Linked DNA regions of Homo sapiens: region 1 is linked to region 2. The links are chromatin loops, found by intact Hi-C in ENCODE. Cell type or tissue: endothelial cell of umbilical vein. All regions are shown on one strand.

The links. Hi-C counts contacts between places; a loop is a spot of excess contacts. Peaks named below come from ENCODE experiments on the same cell type or tissue, not always from the same donor. Only the 100,000 strongest peaks of a DNase experiment are listed, where the experiment ranks them.
Region 1: a loop joins it to region 2, with 6 times the contacts of the local background. A loop is called at or near these places in 1 of 110 quality-filtered maps.

Annotation. Positions count from the first base shown.
Region 1 is chr22:27,151,450-27,159,449 of GRCh38, forward strand. No RefSeq gene overlaps it. Among named protein-coding and RNA genes, the nearest start is that of LINC01638, 69 kb to the right of the region's middle. In endothelial cell of umbilical vein, no CTCF peak of the experiment used is centred here; DNase peaks (open chromatin) are centred at 712 and 3,432; H3K27ac peaks cover 2,457 bases.
Region 2 is chr22:27,295,813-27,303,812 of GRCh38, forward strand. No RefSeq gene overlaps it. Among named protein-coding and RNA genes, the nearest start is that of LINC02554, 11 kb to the right of the region's middle. RefSeq lists an enhancer at 546-1,108. In endothelial cell of umbilical vein, no CTCF peak of the experiment used is centred here; DNase peaks (open chromatin) are centred at 2,199 and 3,509; H3K4me3 peaks cover 1,389 bases; H3K27ac peaks cover 1,953 bases.

The DNA of each region.
Region 1 (8,000 bases), 140 kb before region 2:
GGGACTTGCCTGAGACAGCTGAGTGGGTGCAAATGGCAGGCTGAATTCTTCAAAGCACCAGATTCATTTCATAACAGTATTGACCAGTGAAAGTGGAGAAAAGAGAAAAGTTTGTTTTTTTTGTTTTTTTTTTTTTTTTTTAAGACAGGGTCTGATTGTGTCACCCAGGCTAGAGGGCAGTGTTGTGATCGCAGCTCACTGCAACCTCTGCCTCCCTGGCTCAAGTGATTCTCCCCCCTCAGGCTGCTTAGTAGCTGGGACTACAGGCACCTGCCACCATCACTGGCTATTTTTTAAAAATTTTTTGTAGAGATGGAGTTTCACCATGTTGCCTAGGCTGATCTCGAACTCCTGAGCTCAAGTGATCCACCTGCCTCGGCCTCCCAAAGTGCTGGGATTACAGGCATGAGCCACTGTGCTTCGTTGAGAAAAGCTCTTTGTTAACCTCCTAATGGGTGCTTTAACCGTCTCATGTAATATTCTGTCCTTATAATGATGCTATTTTCCTCTTTTCCTGACATCTGTTGATTCTGCCAGCCCAATTTCCAATCTTCCTTCTTTATGCTAAAGATATGTTGATTTTCTTCCCGAAAAACATTCTCATGTGCTTCTAATAGGGTTGTTCTCTGACTGCTATGGGAGAGCAGGAGTCCAGCCATGGTTTAGCCCTGATTAATAAGTGCGTTCCATTCCTCTGGTATTAGTGATGGTCAGAGAGATGGGCATGTGATAAATTCCAGAAATGAGACTTGATTGCAGGACTTTAGCTGTGACTATCAGGAAAGGGCTGTTTTTTCAATGACAAGGGCTGAACAATAACAGGATGTAGGCTTAGAGTTATTGGCATCCCCTTTGTCATCATGAGGGAAGGTCCTGCCTAAGAATGAAACCAGCACAAAGAAAGCAGAGTGGAGATGAGATACAGTTCTGAGAACACTCTGTGAGCACCTAGATCCAACCATATCTGAAGCTAGTAGAGCTTTTGATTTTACAGTTCTGCGAACTAATACATTCCTCGTCTCTCACGCAAGTTGAATTGGGTTTCTGTTACTCAAATCTGAAAGGATCCTGATGCATCCAATTTTTATATGGACAATATATCACTCAGAGAAGCTAGGAAAATATACTTGCCTGGAACCACACAGCTATTTGATAGAGAAGCCATCATCAACCAAATTTTCCTGAATCCTGAATCCATAATCCCAACCACTGGGTAGTTCTGCTACTGACATTAGAGACTGTTTTTCATTGCTGTCATTGTTGTTGAAAATTTAGGATGGTAATAGCAATAAGTCAGTTGGAAGAGAATAATTAGCTACTGTTGCTGCCATGACTTTTGTACTTTATGATTCTTCCAGGCCTCACTGGTTCTGGAGGTGATGTTTGCTAATTGTGGCCACATTGACATTCAGGGGCATGCTGAACCATGTCTTGAGTTTCTTTCAAATAGCCCTCATTTGCCTTTCTATCCTCAACCACTAACCCTAAGGGCCAGCTGGAGGTAGATTTTTTAAAAATATTTTTTCTTTTCATATTTTTAATATGATTTTATTTGTAAATAGTTTATGATTCCCAAGAAGTTGCAAAAATTGTCACGAGAGTTCCTATGTACCCTTCACCCAGCCTCCCCTAATGATAATATCTTACATGACCATAGTAAAGTTATCAAAACCTGTAAATTGACATTAGTATAATACTATTAATTCGAAAATAACCTAATTTGGATTTCACTGGAGATTTGTTGTTGTTTTTTTTTGTATTTTTGTATTTTTTTTTTTTTTTTTTTTTTTTTTGTAGAGACAGGTTTTCACCATGTCACCCAGGCTGGTCTGGAACTCCTGGACTCAAGCAGGACTCAATCAAGTGCTGGGATTACAGGGATGAGCCACCATGCCCAGCCCTGGATTTCTATACTTTTATGTGAACTTTGCATGTGTGTGTGTGTGTGTGTGTGTGTGTGTGTGTGTGTGTATAAAATTCCATGAAATCCTATCATATATAAATTTGAGTAACGATTACCATGACCAAGATACACAACTGTTGATCATCACAAAAAAACTCAGGCTACCCCTGATAGCCACACCCCACCCCAACCACTCTTGGTAACCACTGATGGGTTCTCCACCATCGTAATGATGTCACTTCGAGAATGTTATGGAAATGAATCACCCAGCCCATCGCCTTCTGAGACTGGCTTTCTTTCATTTGCCATAATGCCTTTGAGATCCATCCAGGGTGTTGCATGTATTAATGATCTTTCCCTTTTCATTGCTGAGTAGTATTTCATCACATGAATGTATCACAGTTTGTTTAAACACTCAACTATTGAAGGACATCTGGGTTATTTCCTGTTTGGGGCTATCATGAATAAACCTGCTACAAACTTTCATGTATAGATTTTTGTGTGAAGATAAATTTTTGTTTCTCTACAGTAAATATCCAGGAGTGAGAATGCTGGGTCATATGATAAGTGTATGTTTAACTTCATAAGAAACTGCCCAGCTGTTTTCCAGAACATTTCCCCAGCAATGGAGTGTGGGGCATGTAACCGTCTTGTCCATCTTCTCTAGATGAGCAGTACCGCACTTGGAGATTGTCCCTGGATCACAGAAAACATACTCTTCTGCTTTAGTAACTGTACTCAGAGCAAACAGGAAATGAAATCCAGACAAGCACGGTGGCTCATGTCTGTAATGCCAGCACATTGGGAGGCCAAGGAGGGAGGATCACTTTAGGCTAGAAGTTTGAAACCAGCCTGGGCAACATAGGGAGACCCCGTTTCTACAAAAAAATAAAAAATAACAATTAATGGGGCATTGTGGAGTATACTGTCGTCCTAGCTACTTGGGAGGCTGAGGAAGGAGGATCACTTGAGCCCAGGAGTTGAAGGCTGCAGGGAGCTATGATTGCATCACTGTACTCCAGCCTGGGCAACAAGCGAGACCCTATTTCTAAAAATAAAAATGAAAGACAGACATGAAATTCAAAACTTGCATCCAAAGCCAACTTTTATTTAATTTTTTCCTCATTAGAAGCACAGTGCTTACTCACAATAAGAATATCTGGCAAAATTTAGCAAAGGATAAAGAAGAAATAAAAGTCTTCCACAACTTCACACTCAGGACAAAATCACAGTTTCAGGGTTGAAATCTCAGAGCTCATTCCAACTCCTTTAAATCTCCACATCTTGCCATCCACCCTCCCAGGTAAATGCAACATTCCCTTTTCCCTTTAGTTAAAAAAAAAAAAAAAAGTGGAAAACAAAACAAAACAAAACAAAACAAAAAAATCGGAGGGGAAATAACACCCAAGGCCTTGACCCTTTTCCTCTCCTATCGGCCTGCTCTTCAGCAAACAGGAGTTTCCTTTTACAGACCTCAAGAATAGACACGTTTCTCGTCTATTCCTGTCGCACGCCTCAAGGTTGCGCGGCCCGTTCTTATCAGCAGAAGGCACCTGGTGCATTGTGGGAGAGCCGGCTGGGTGGGAGCCCTTTCCAGAGAGGTTTCCTCCTGCTAGGCCCCTGGTCAGCCGCCTTGCTGACCCGGAGTTGATTATTGCTTCTCCTCACAACTTCCTCCTCCACCACTTTTTCTTGATTAGAGGATCCCCAACCCAGGAGAGACACCCTCTGAGAGTGTCCCCAGAAGGCCCTTAGCCAGGAGGCATTTGTAAGAAAGTTTAAGCTGTTCATTGAGGGGAGAGGGCAGCCTCTAGGGGAAATAAGAACATCCCAGGGTCCACTCAGTCCCAGCAGCGTAGACTCCAAATCTCGGCAAATGTGAGATTGGTATAGTCTTCCCAGGAGCTCCAGTGTTCTGATGATCCGAATTTTTATTTTATTTTATTTTTTTGACATGGGGTCTCATTCTGTCTCCCAAGCTGGAGTGCATGGCACAATCATACCTTACTGCAGCCTTGAACTCCTGTGCTCAAGCAATCCTCCTGCCTCAACCTCTGGAATAGCTGGGACTATAGATGTGCACCGCCAAGGCTGTCTAATTTTTTGTTTTTTGTAGAGATGGGGTCTTGCTATGTTGCCCAGGCTGATCTCAAATTCCTGAACTCAAGAGGTCCTCTGTCTCAGCCTCCCAAAGTGTTGGGATTATAGATATGAGCCACTGCACCCAGCCCGATTTTTATTATATATATATAATTTTTATTATATATAATAAATAAATAAATAAATAAATATATATATATATATTTCCCATGGTTGGGGATATTCGTTCAAGTTCATGGTGAGAATTCTAATCTGAGAGTGTTTTGCAGTTTTCAAAAGCTCAGGCCCAGTTACTCTCCCATTTCATCCTTAGAATAACCCTTAGCTGAAATTGCTATTATTTTTCCAGTTTTATAAATGAGATACAGGATGGAATAACACAGAGGGGAAAGGACTGGCTCAAGATCACCCAGCCAGGAAGTGACAGAACCAGCATTCTGAGCCAGCTACGCCTGGCTCTGACTACCGGCTATTTCCAACACCCTTCTCCTGGGCCTCAGTGTCCCCATCTGCACTAAATAGGGCTTATTCTTGATCATCTCCATGGCTCCTTCTCATCTGAACTTTTGATGACTCTGCTTCAGGATCAAATATTTGCAAAATCCAGCTCAATATGGGGCCTTGACTTCTGGAACTGAAAACGCGAACAAAGTCAGCTGAGACTTTGCCAAAATGGGAGAAATTGGCCCAGACCCACTCCATCACACACTGATCATGGCACCTGCAGGGAAGGTCAGGCAATCAGACAGGAGAGGAAGGGAAAATGAGATACCAGAGCAATGAGCTTACAGCCATTTTAGGGCTTTGGGGAAAAAAAGTCACAATTAATATGAAATATTCTGGGAGAATGGAAACTTATAACAAAAATCATCAGAAAGCTCCTTGCTTAGGAAGACCATACTTAACATTTAGCTCAAACAGTTCTAACCATCTCTCTCACATATGTGTTTATAGATGAAGAGCCATGGTTTTCAGACATGGCAGCCCCCTCATGTCCCATCATGGTTTGACTTATGCCCTTGGATGAATTCCTTCTTGTGCTCATAAGTGGCCATCTGATGTTCGTGGTGTCAGAATATTCCAGTACTTAAATACAGCGCAATATGTCAAACTAGTGCCTTAGTGATGGGTCTTTCCATAGTTTTCAAATGCTTGCTGTTATGATCAACCCAAAACTGAAATGAGATTTAGATGAAAGATATTGTAGGTACAGATCGCAATATAAATGTGTGTATAGGTAACTAGATTGATATTTAAAGAAGATTTTAACCACTGGTATCAGATTTTACCTTACACTGAGGACTGGCTTTTGGCGGGGGGTCAATGTCTTAACAGCTGATCAATTTTAAGGTGAAAGGTGGAGCCTGAGATTCTCTCTTTAACTTATGGGGCCCAACCTAGGCCGAATGGCAGGTACAGAGTGGGTTCTCTGTAATCATCACTTTCTCCTTTTTTCTTATTCCAGCCTCCCTTTGGAGACAACAAAGAGGCAGCTCTCATTGAATAATTCATTCAAAAATTCAAACAAGGACTTCACACCTCCCATGTGCCAGATTCTATTCTGCATTTGGGATGTAGCCATAAAGAAGGCAGGGCCTTCACTTCCAAGGGGCTTGCAGGCGAGGGAAAAACGCCCAGATGAACCTTGAGGTGGGGTTGAGCTGTGGTGTGAAGAGTTCATTCAAAGAGGCACGCACAAGGTCAAGGGTGACGGATGCTGCTTGGAGGTTTTGGGGGGTAGGTGGCAATGGCCAGTGAACACCTTCTAGTGGAGGAGACGCCAAAGCTGGGCTGGGCGGGAGTGGGTGGTGATAGGAATTTTCGGGAGGAAAGTGCATCTCAGAGAGATGGAAGAAAGTGGTAAATGCAGGGGACTAAGGGAAAGGGAAAGTGGCCAGGCACAGTAGCTCCTTTGCAAGTGGCAGGTGAGCAGGGCCCCCATGGTTCATTACATTCAGTAATGGAGGCAAAAATAAGATACTCACAGGAGCTGGGCTGGGAATAGATGGTGAACAGGAGTCACCCATCCTGTTTCCAGGGCCCGCTGGTGCCAGGCACCAGTGAAGGATGTCCCATGAGGGTGTGGGTTACATGTGGTCAGCTCCCGTCATTTCTCAGGAGGTGGTGAAAATCACAACTTTGATGCGAACACCTCCTTATTTTTAAATGTTGGCAAAGGATTCGATATAAAAAAATGCACTGAAATTTTACAACTACTGTAAAAACAACCCCCCACCCCCCAACCGCCGGCCCCACCCCCAGCCCTCACCTCTATCCTAAAATGCGGTTTGGCTACACAGAAGGCATCCAGGGAGATAATTCTCCCAACAGGGACCCAGTTGGCCAGCTCATTCCTGACACTTCCCCAGGGATTTGTGACATTAAAAGACACTCTCCAAATATAAGCTTCAAAAAAGAGACCTCCCCCCCTTCCATGTGGCTGGGTTTATTTTTAAAGCGAGGCTTCCTTGTCTGTGTTCAACTCGATGGGTGGAGAAAATAATTAGAATTGATTTCTCTGCACCCACTCAGGAATAGAATAGGAGGCAACTTTAGTATCTATACACAGGAGAAGAGAGGAGAAAAAAAAAAAAAGAAAGAAACTTCCTTCCAATCCGTGTCTAATTCCTTGGATAGTCTTCTCACTCCTTGGACTGTTTTAGTGGTGCCTTTTGATTACAACATTGCTTTGAAGAGACACTAATTGTACCCTGCTTACAATGCTTGTAATTATGCGTATTACATTTTGATTCATTTCCATATGTCAACACCACTACGAGATGGGGCGGGGGGGCGGTGGGTGGCTGAGAACCGCTTTTATAATCGGTTATTGTCTATGAAAAAAAATCTGCACAGAACATGAGTGAAGTGTTCTTTGTTGAAATTGGAAATAAGATTATACATAAAAGTCGTCCTCTGACATCCAGAAAATGGACAGTTTAAAATAAATTGCAGCTGCTGATCAACAAGATTGCTAGCTCCCCTTTTCCCTTTTACGTTAATGAGGGAAATACTTTTCAAGCTTCTAATAGCAATATGTTCAAGTGTGTCATTTCAATCGCTTTCTTCTTAATAAAAGATGACCCCAATATTCCCCCCTTAGTGGAAGACATTGTCCTACCCAGACATATTTGTGATTTGAGGCTCCCCGTGGAAAAGAAAAGAAGGAAAGAGTAAGGAGAGGAGGGGAGTCCCAGGAAAAGAGAATGACAAGGGTTCCTAAGGGTTCCTAAGCTTGCAGAAAGAGAGTATCCTAGTAAGAAACAGAATTGGAGCCCCTATGCACGTGCCTGTAGTCCCAGCTATTCGGGAGGCTGAGGCAGGAGAATCGCTTGAACCTGGGAGGCGGAGGTTGCGTGAGCCGAGATCGCGCCACTGCGCTCCAGCCTGGGCGACAGAGCGAGACTCCATCTCAAAAAAAACAAAAAACAAAAAACAAAAAAAAAGAATTGGAGCCTCTATGGTCTGAAGGGAGGTAACTCTGAACCAAATAATACATAAATAGTCCAAACACAAAAGTAGCCTGTAAAAGCCTGCGTGTAGGTAGGCGTCGCTTCCTGCTGAAGGCTTTTCCTGAGCACAGATACCTTTCATGCCTGAGATGAAAGGACATCTACTTCTTAGCCCACATTTCCACATGGAGGCCAGAGCAGGTTGTTGCCTGCAACTCTGGACCCTGGAAGGTGCTGAAGGTTAGCTCGGGATTGCAAATCTTGAAGGTGCGAGTGAACAGAGGGGTGAGGGCTTTGAAGCAGGATTTGCAAAGGGCTTGGGGAGGGCGTGGCTGAAAGGAAAGGACATGGGTTCAGGGTGGCCCTCTCATATCACCACTTATGCGCTGAGTGTTCTGGCCAAATCGCGCCCCCCTCCCAATTCGTATGTTGAAACTTTAACTAACTCCCTCGAGTAACTGTATTTAGAGAGAGGATCTTTTAAAAGGTAATTAAGTTAAAATGAGGTCTTTGAGGTGGATCCTAGTCTAATCTGATTGATGTTT
Region 2 (8,000 bases):
GTGGAAAGGAAGGAGAAAGGAAGAAAGGAAAAGAGGGAGAAAGAAAAAGGCAATAAAGGAAATGAAAAAAACAAGATGGAAGGATGAATGGATGGATAAATGGACAGTGGATGGGTGAAAGGAAAGGAGGGAGGAAGGGAGGAACAAAGGGAAGGAGAGAGATTAGATGAACCTGGTATTTCCCAAACTCAGTTGACCACAAAACCTTCTTTGTCAAAGATACACCTGTTTATAACACTTTGGGAAAGAAAACAAAACTACTCAGCACTCTGACCCCATCGCAGAGAGAAGGACACACAGTCATAGCCCTTAGCTCTGGTCTATATACATACACTATTTTATTGATTTGCTTGCTTTTATTTTTCACCTTCTTACCTTCCCCCAGACAGCAACCACCTGATCTCACACAGGCTCAGGGCACCACATGGCGCCGGGCACCACTTTGCCGCTGCAGCTCAGCCCAGAGCCTGCCGTCGGCACCTCGAGCCCACCGTGCAGTTGCTCAGCCCGTCTGCCTCCTCCATGAGCCACGGGTCCTCAGAGCGTCAGCAGAACAGCCGGGCCCGACTGCAAAGCCCGCAGTAGCACCAGCCTCGGAGGGAAACGAGATCTTGAATGGAAACATATGGATCTGAGAGGTGTGGGAGTCTGTCTTTTTTAAATTGCATCAAACCCTTCCCTTGCCTTGAGAGCTCTATGTGTTTCAAAGGCGCTGAACGCGATGGCAGGCTGCAGTTTGCTTTTCCCTGTTCACCTGCCTTCAGAGCGCCGAAAAATAATGAACCTCTCCCCTCACCCCGCCTTCAGCCTGCACAAGGAAGACGGAAAACAAGCAGCAACCTTCTTCCTAACCGTTTAACATGTCTCGACGCCTTCTTTTCCCCCATAGAAGGAATTGGCATTTTTTTTATATTCCTCTTTTTGCAAGACGTGTTTGTGCTGTGCAGATCAAACCCCTTTATTCCCAGTTTCTTGTTGGCTCCTGTGTTCTGGAACTTCAGAATGCCGTAGTAGGGAAGGCAGGGCTGGGGCCTGCAGAAAACGAGAGGAAACACTGGCTTGCAGATAGCAGAGTTCTCATTCATTCATTCATTCATTCACACAGCAAGCATTACACACTCAGCCTGCCCAGTAACTTTCATCCACTCATCCATCCATCCATCCATCCATCCACCCATCTATCCATTCATTCATTGGGTCTCCCACTATGTGCCTAGCATTATGCCGGGCACCAGGACCAGACATTCAAGTTTCAATAACACTGTTTTCAGAGACCACACTGCAGCTTGCAGATGTGAGGCCGGCTTTATTTTTAGCAGGAAAGCTAGTGGGGAAGCTAAATCAGCACAGGCTATCCCAAGGAAAGGCTTCAATGCTTGTAGGCAAAAGTCGGAGAAGGGGATGGAGGTGAGGAGTCAGGAGTGAGAGGCGCTATGCACATTTGATTCAGGAGTCGCCAGCACCCTGCCAGGAGGTAAGAACAGCCCCATTTTGCTGATGGGAAAACTGAGGCTCAGAGACAGGAAGAGCTGGAAGCAAGCTCATGCCGCAGTAAGATGGGCACAGGTCTCTGTGTGGTCAGTAAATGACCAGAGCCACAATCATTATATAATCAGGACACGGTGGGAGGGGCATAAAGGGGGTCAGAAGCTTCGTCACATTTTACCCTTACTACGGCCCCCATGAGGGTGGGGTAGGTTTTCTTACTGCCCCTGTTTTGCAGATGAGGAGATCTAGGCTCTGAGAGGCTCAGGTTTATTTAAGGTCGCACAATTGACAAAACCAGGATTGATTTCAATGCTTCCCCCTGCCACCCCCCACCCCCAACACACAGTCAGCTCAGCCAGATTCTACCCACACATGGCAGCTTGGAGGACACTTGGAGCCCTGAGTGTGGCTTTTCCCGACAAAGCCAGCGCTCAATTATTGGGAAGTGCCTCCCCCAGCCATTTCTGCATCCATTTGAGAAAAATAAATAAAGCTGGAGTCTGACTCTGCGGTGATAAGATGACAGGGGTGGACAGAGCGGGAGGTCAGCTGGCTTTGCAATGCCCCTGGCGAGAACAGACAGCATTCCCCACCATTAATGGGGTTCCTACACACACCCCCACACCCAGCCTTGGGGAAGTGCTGCTAATTGAATCTGCATAAGAACCTAAGCCTTCACCACTCCTTCCTGTCCATTTGATCTGATTACTTTTTTTGTTATAGTAGCAATGGCTTTAGTAATGTTCAGTTATGATTAAGGGGACAGGAATCTAAGAAAGGATAGATCTGTTAAAGTCACATGGACCTTCCTCTTCCTCTCAGCCCACTCCCACCCCAGCTGGAAAAAATTTAAACAGTTTTCAGGAAATGTGGGCTCTGTGTTAGGTTAGGGCAGTAAAGACTTTGCGTGTGTGTGTGTGTGTGTGTGTGTGTGTGTGTGTGTGTGTGTATGGATCAAAAAGCCCAGATAATTCATGTTTTTCTTGGGTTGTTCCAAACTGTCTTCTTTCCTTTCCTCTTCTTCTCCTCTACCTGAGAAGATGTTATTTTTGTTTTAAATGGAGATTATTATCCTTCAAACAGAAATATTGCCTCCAAATTTGGAGTAAGCAGATAATGAGGCCACTCTGGCAATTTCACACCGATGACAAGAGAAACATCTACATGACTGATTGACAGTTGCCACGGGAAAAGCAGAACCCTCCGAAATCCCTCCTCGGCTGGCTGCAGAAGGGTGGGTGGTGCGGGAGGGGGCCGGGGCTGAGAGATGGTCTGGTCTGAGGAAGCAGGGAAGCCTGGTGGCCCTGTGACCTCTGCCCACAATCTGTGGGGTCTTCACCACCTCGTCAGACATTTGAGCTGACAACTGTGTGAAATTGAAAATTGTGGAGCTGATTAAATGATGTATTTAAGGCTTCATGAAAGGAGGAGGTGGGTATGGGAGTGAGGAGGGGAAGAGTGAGGAGAGATGAAGGAGAGGGGAAGAGGGAGGGGGCAGGAGGAAGAGGGATAGGAAAAGAGAGAAAGGAGGAGAGTGGGGAGAGAGAAGAAGAGACAGAGAGAGATTGGGAGAGGGGAGAGAAATGGAGAATGGGAGAGAGAGGCGAAAGGAGGGAGAGGCAAGGAGGAAGATGGAGAGGAAGGGAGAAAAGGAAGGAGGAAGGGGTGAACGGAAAACAGAGAATTGAGAATTTAGAAGGAGAAAGAGAAGAAGAAGGGAGGAAATAAAAAAGATGAAACATGCAGGCAGAAATGACGAAAAGATGGAGAAAAAGAAATGAGAGAGACAAATATCCCCAGGAGAGAAGGAAAAGAGGAAAAATAGCGGAGGAGGAAGGAAGAGGAAAGAGAAAGAAAGAGAGAGATGAGGGTGCAGGGAAGAGAGACGAAGAGAGGAAGGGGGCCGAGCTGGGGAGGGGGAGGCCGCGCAGACGACGCTGCCGGGAGGGCTGGTGGAGGAGCAGGAAGTCTGGGGGCTCAGATGCGCGCCCTCGGTCCACCCCCTCTCTCCCCTGTAATGTGGGGAGGGTTTATCTCACCAGGAGCAGCAGGCTCAGTCACTGATCTAATCAAATTATTCAGCATTAAAAAACTGCCAAGACATTCCAGTACTTCAGCTCCCAGAGACCCAGCTGGGATCAAATGCTAATCAACATCGCCACGATATTTATTCCCACTGTCAGGCTGCTGCGTGTTTGTTTTCCGAGGGCTGCATACTAAAGCGGAGGAGCGAGATGGATCGGCCCAGTGGCCGGGAGATGAGGAGCCGAGGACGGCAGGGAGGAGGCCAGGCAGGTGGGGAAGAGAAGGCCGGACCCAGGAGAGGCACCCACAGAGCTCACAGGGCGGGGCAATGGCCCCGAAATCACCCCACCAAAATGTCCGGCGTCCTTTTCCAAGATGCCCTCTCCTCACCTCCACTCTCATGAGTCCCATTTCAAGGCAAGTCAGCGGCGGGTCTGGACTCAGAGAGGCTGACCTTTGAACTCAGCCTCTGTGATTCCAGGTACACGGTTTAACCTCTTTGGGCTTTGTGCTTTCTCCTCTGTCGCCTGGGGCCCTAAGCCCACCCCACCAGCTAGCCAGGGATTCACTGAGAGGGAGGTGATAAAAGAAGCAGGGCCAGACGGATGCTGGTCCGGGCCCTCGCTGTGTGACTGTGTGCAGCTTACTTAACCTCTCTGTGCCTCAAGTTTTCTCCTTGGTAACTGGGGATAACAATAGTGACCAATCCCACGAGGGTATCTGTTTAAGTGAATTAATACCCAGAAAGCATATATGAGCACTCAGTATATGTTAGGAATAATTACTAGCTCTCCACATTTTTGCAAGAGTTGGATGAAATAATGCATGTAAAATATTAGCAGGGGAGCTGGAATGGATGAGATCTGATCCCGATTATCAGGATCAAAGAATGAATCAAATGCCCACACTGTCATTGCGTTCGGGTTGCTGGGCTCTTACCTCTCTCAGGGATCCCTCCCTGGATCCCAGAGGGGCCTCTGAGCCAAGATCGCAGGCCCCGGGATGCCTTCCCTGCAGGGGCAGCAGAAACCAGGAAGGACCCTCCCAGACTCATGCCTGAACTTGGCACCCTTCTCCTGGGATCCTGCCCACCCCTCGCCCCCTCCCTGAAGGTCACAGCACAGGGGGGAAGACGAATTAATTTCCTTTGTTTTTCAGAGTTTCATTTTTTAAATTACAGCCTTCCCTCCTCTCTAATAAATACTCAACAATTAAAGCTTTTTTTTCTCAAAGTGTGATTTCAACATTTCAATGTCCCTCCCCTCCTGTCACCTTCGCTGCCATAAACAGATTCGTAAAAACTGCTTTTGACGCCCCAGCTGCCATTAGCCACTTAAAATCCCGTAATTATCATCCTATCACGGGCCTGTTAACGAGCAGTAAAAATAAGGCCATTGAATATGGTAATTTATTCGTAAATTAGCCTAATGAGAATAGGTTTCAGACACTGTTTACTTGCGGGCTGCCTGCGCCAGGCCCAGGCAGCAGCGACAGGAGCTATGCCTGGGAGGGCGGCTGGGCGCCCACCGGGTGGCAATGCCCCCTCCCCATGGCTCTGCACCCATGGCATCCATTCTTGTTCCCTTCATCAAGATGGCATCTGGCTCCGTGGGCTGTGGGGACAAGTGACAGCCCTGCCTGCCCTAGCCTGGCTCCAGACAGTAAGATATGAATGTCAGGGCCTATGGTCAGTGCTGATCGCTACTGGGAAACCTTTACATGCTCAGTGACCTTGGGCATATCACTCTCTGGCCCTCAGTTTTCTCATCTGCAAAATGGGATTAATGTGCCAACTAATGAGGTTATTTTGAAGATGAAGCAAGGTAACATATAGAAATGCTTGGGACAGGGCCTAGCACAGAGTTAGGTGCTTTCTACATATATTATAGCCACTATTATGATCTTTGGGACGTTAGCCCCAGCAGATAAAATCCAGGGCTGGCTGACTTACCCTAAAAAATTATCCCTACTGGGCTGGGCGCGGAGGCTCACGCCTGTAATCCCAGCACTTTGGGAGTCTGAGGCGGGTGGATCACGAGGTCAGGAGATCGAGACCATCCTGGCTAACAAGGTGAAACCCCGTCTCTACTAAAAAATACAAAAAAATTAGCCGGGCGTGGTGGCAGGTGCCTGTAGTCTCAGCTACTCGGGAGGCTGAGGCAGGAGAATGGCGTGAACCCGGGAGGCGGAGCTTGCAGTGGGCCGAGATCACGCCACTGCATTCCAGCCTGGGCGACAGAGCAAGACTCCATCTCAAAAAAAAAAAAAAAATTATCCCTACTGTAGTGAGTGAAATAGTGCCCTCCCGCCCCCTGAAGTCACATCAACTTGGAAATTCATCATGTGATTTTATTTGAAAACAGGGTCTTGGAAGGTGTAATTAAATTAAGATCAGGTTGCGCTGGATTAGGGTGGGCCCTAAATCCAATGACTCATGTTCTTTTTTCTTTTTCTTTTCTTTTTTTTTTCTGAGATAGGGTCTCCCTCGGTCACCCAGGTCGTCAGGCTGGAGTGTGATGGCATGATCACAGTCACTGCAGCCTTGACCTCCCCAGCTCAAGCAATCCTCCCACCTCAGCCTCCCGAGTAGCTAGGACTACAGGCACGTGCCACCACGCCTGGCCAATATCGGGGTTTTTTTTAGAGACAGGTCTCACGATGTTGTCCAGGCTGGTCACAAACTCCTGGCCTCAAGCAAATGGGTGTTTTTGTAAGAAGAGGAGAGAACACACAAAAACATGAAGAAGAGGAGACAGACATGTGAAAATGGGGGCAGAGACTGGAAAGATGCGACCACAAGGTGAGGGACTCCTGGGGCCACCAGAAGCTGGAAAAGGCAAGGAAGGATGATTCCAAGGTTTTGGCCTGAATACCTGGGAGAAGAGAGGCGCCATCTTCTGAAACTTGGCTTTGGCTAAAAGTTGGGCAGAGGAAAGAGCCTGGGGTCTGAGTTGGGCTCAGCTGTACCGTAAACCAGGTGTCCAATGGTCAGTGGAGCTCTGCGAGGGCAAAGACTCTGTCCTCTCAGCTTGACCAGCATATGATGTATGTAATGAATATTTGCTGAGCAAACCACACACCAGGCACCTCGCTGGCCCTGGACCAGTTTGTCAAAGCCCCAGTCTGCCCACCAGGGCTCCAGGCTGACAAGTTCAGCAGGTATCAAAGGAAGCTTCGTGGGAAGTACTTTTACTTTCCACTGGGTGAGTCTGTGGCCTCTGAAGCCCAGAGGAGGCCCCAACCAGTCCGGGGGTCTCAGAGACGTCTTACTGGGCTTGTGGGCTTCATTCACGTGTTGATTGTTCAGTAGGGAGGAACTGCCAAGTCCCCAAGGTGGTAACGGAACACGATGCACACTAAGGCCAGCAAGTGAATGTGCCCGAGCCTCAGTTTCCTCATCTGTAAAATGGGCCCAATGATCTGTACCTCCTAAAACCTGGTGGGGCATGACTGAGATCTAGCACGTCAAGCGTGCAGTGTGGTACTAGGCTGTATGTAGCAAACAGAAGCTGCCGTTGTGGCAGCTGTGGTCATTATTAGCATTCTTAGTGATCCACCTCTTCCTCCGAGTCTGCAAAGACTGGCGGCTTGGCTAGGCATCCTGACTTCTCTGCCTCATCACCCTCTTCTCCCTCCATCCTCAACTTGTTCCAGGTCCCTTTGTCCCCTAAACATTCCACCTGAAACCAAACATGAGGCAGACCCCAAGACTCAAACCCTTAAGGAGAACTGCATTGTTCTCATGCTCCAGATGAGGAAATTGAGGCTCAGAGAGGTGAAGGGACTGCCCAGGGTTGTCCAAGCTTACTGCCCACTTTGTCTGAACCAGCCTAGTGCTCCCTTGCTCCCCTTTAATCTGGTCCCAGTGCTGCCCCAAGGATCTCCTAGCACCTGATGCAGTGATATCCAACTCAACCCCAAACCCAGACCAGGCTCGAGGCACCTGTGACTGAGCTCCAAGCTTTCTCCCAGGCTGGAGGTGGAGGCTGGAAGCACTGGATGCTAGTCCTGTCTCTGCCCCTGACTATTGCTGTGTGACTGCAGGCAAGCCTCTTACCTTCTCTGGTTCTCTGTTTATATATATATAAGTGATAAATATAAATTATGAATACTTACAGGGATTTATTATTATGGTGATTAAATGAAGAAAGCTTATGTCCACGGGGGTTTATCAACCACCTCCCAGTGCCTTGCTTAGTGTGTTAGGAATAGCAGGCAGCTGGCAGCAGGTCCATAAATTAAGTAATTAAACGAATATTTATTGAGCACTTTCTAAATGTTAAGCACTGGTGAGCCAAACAGACACAGTCCGCCTTGGGACTCACAGTCTGGTAGGGAGATGGACACTTTCTTGATTATCACTGGCTAGATGTAAACTGCACCTGTGACAAGAGGTCACATAATGGGAACATGGAACATGGTGTCATGAGCAGAAACCTGACATAGCTGGGGGTCAAGGAATGCCTCCCTGAGGCCATCATCACTGA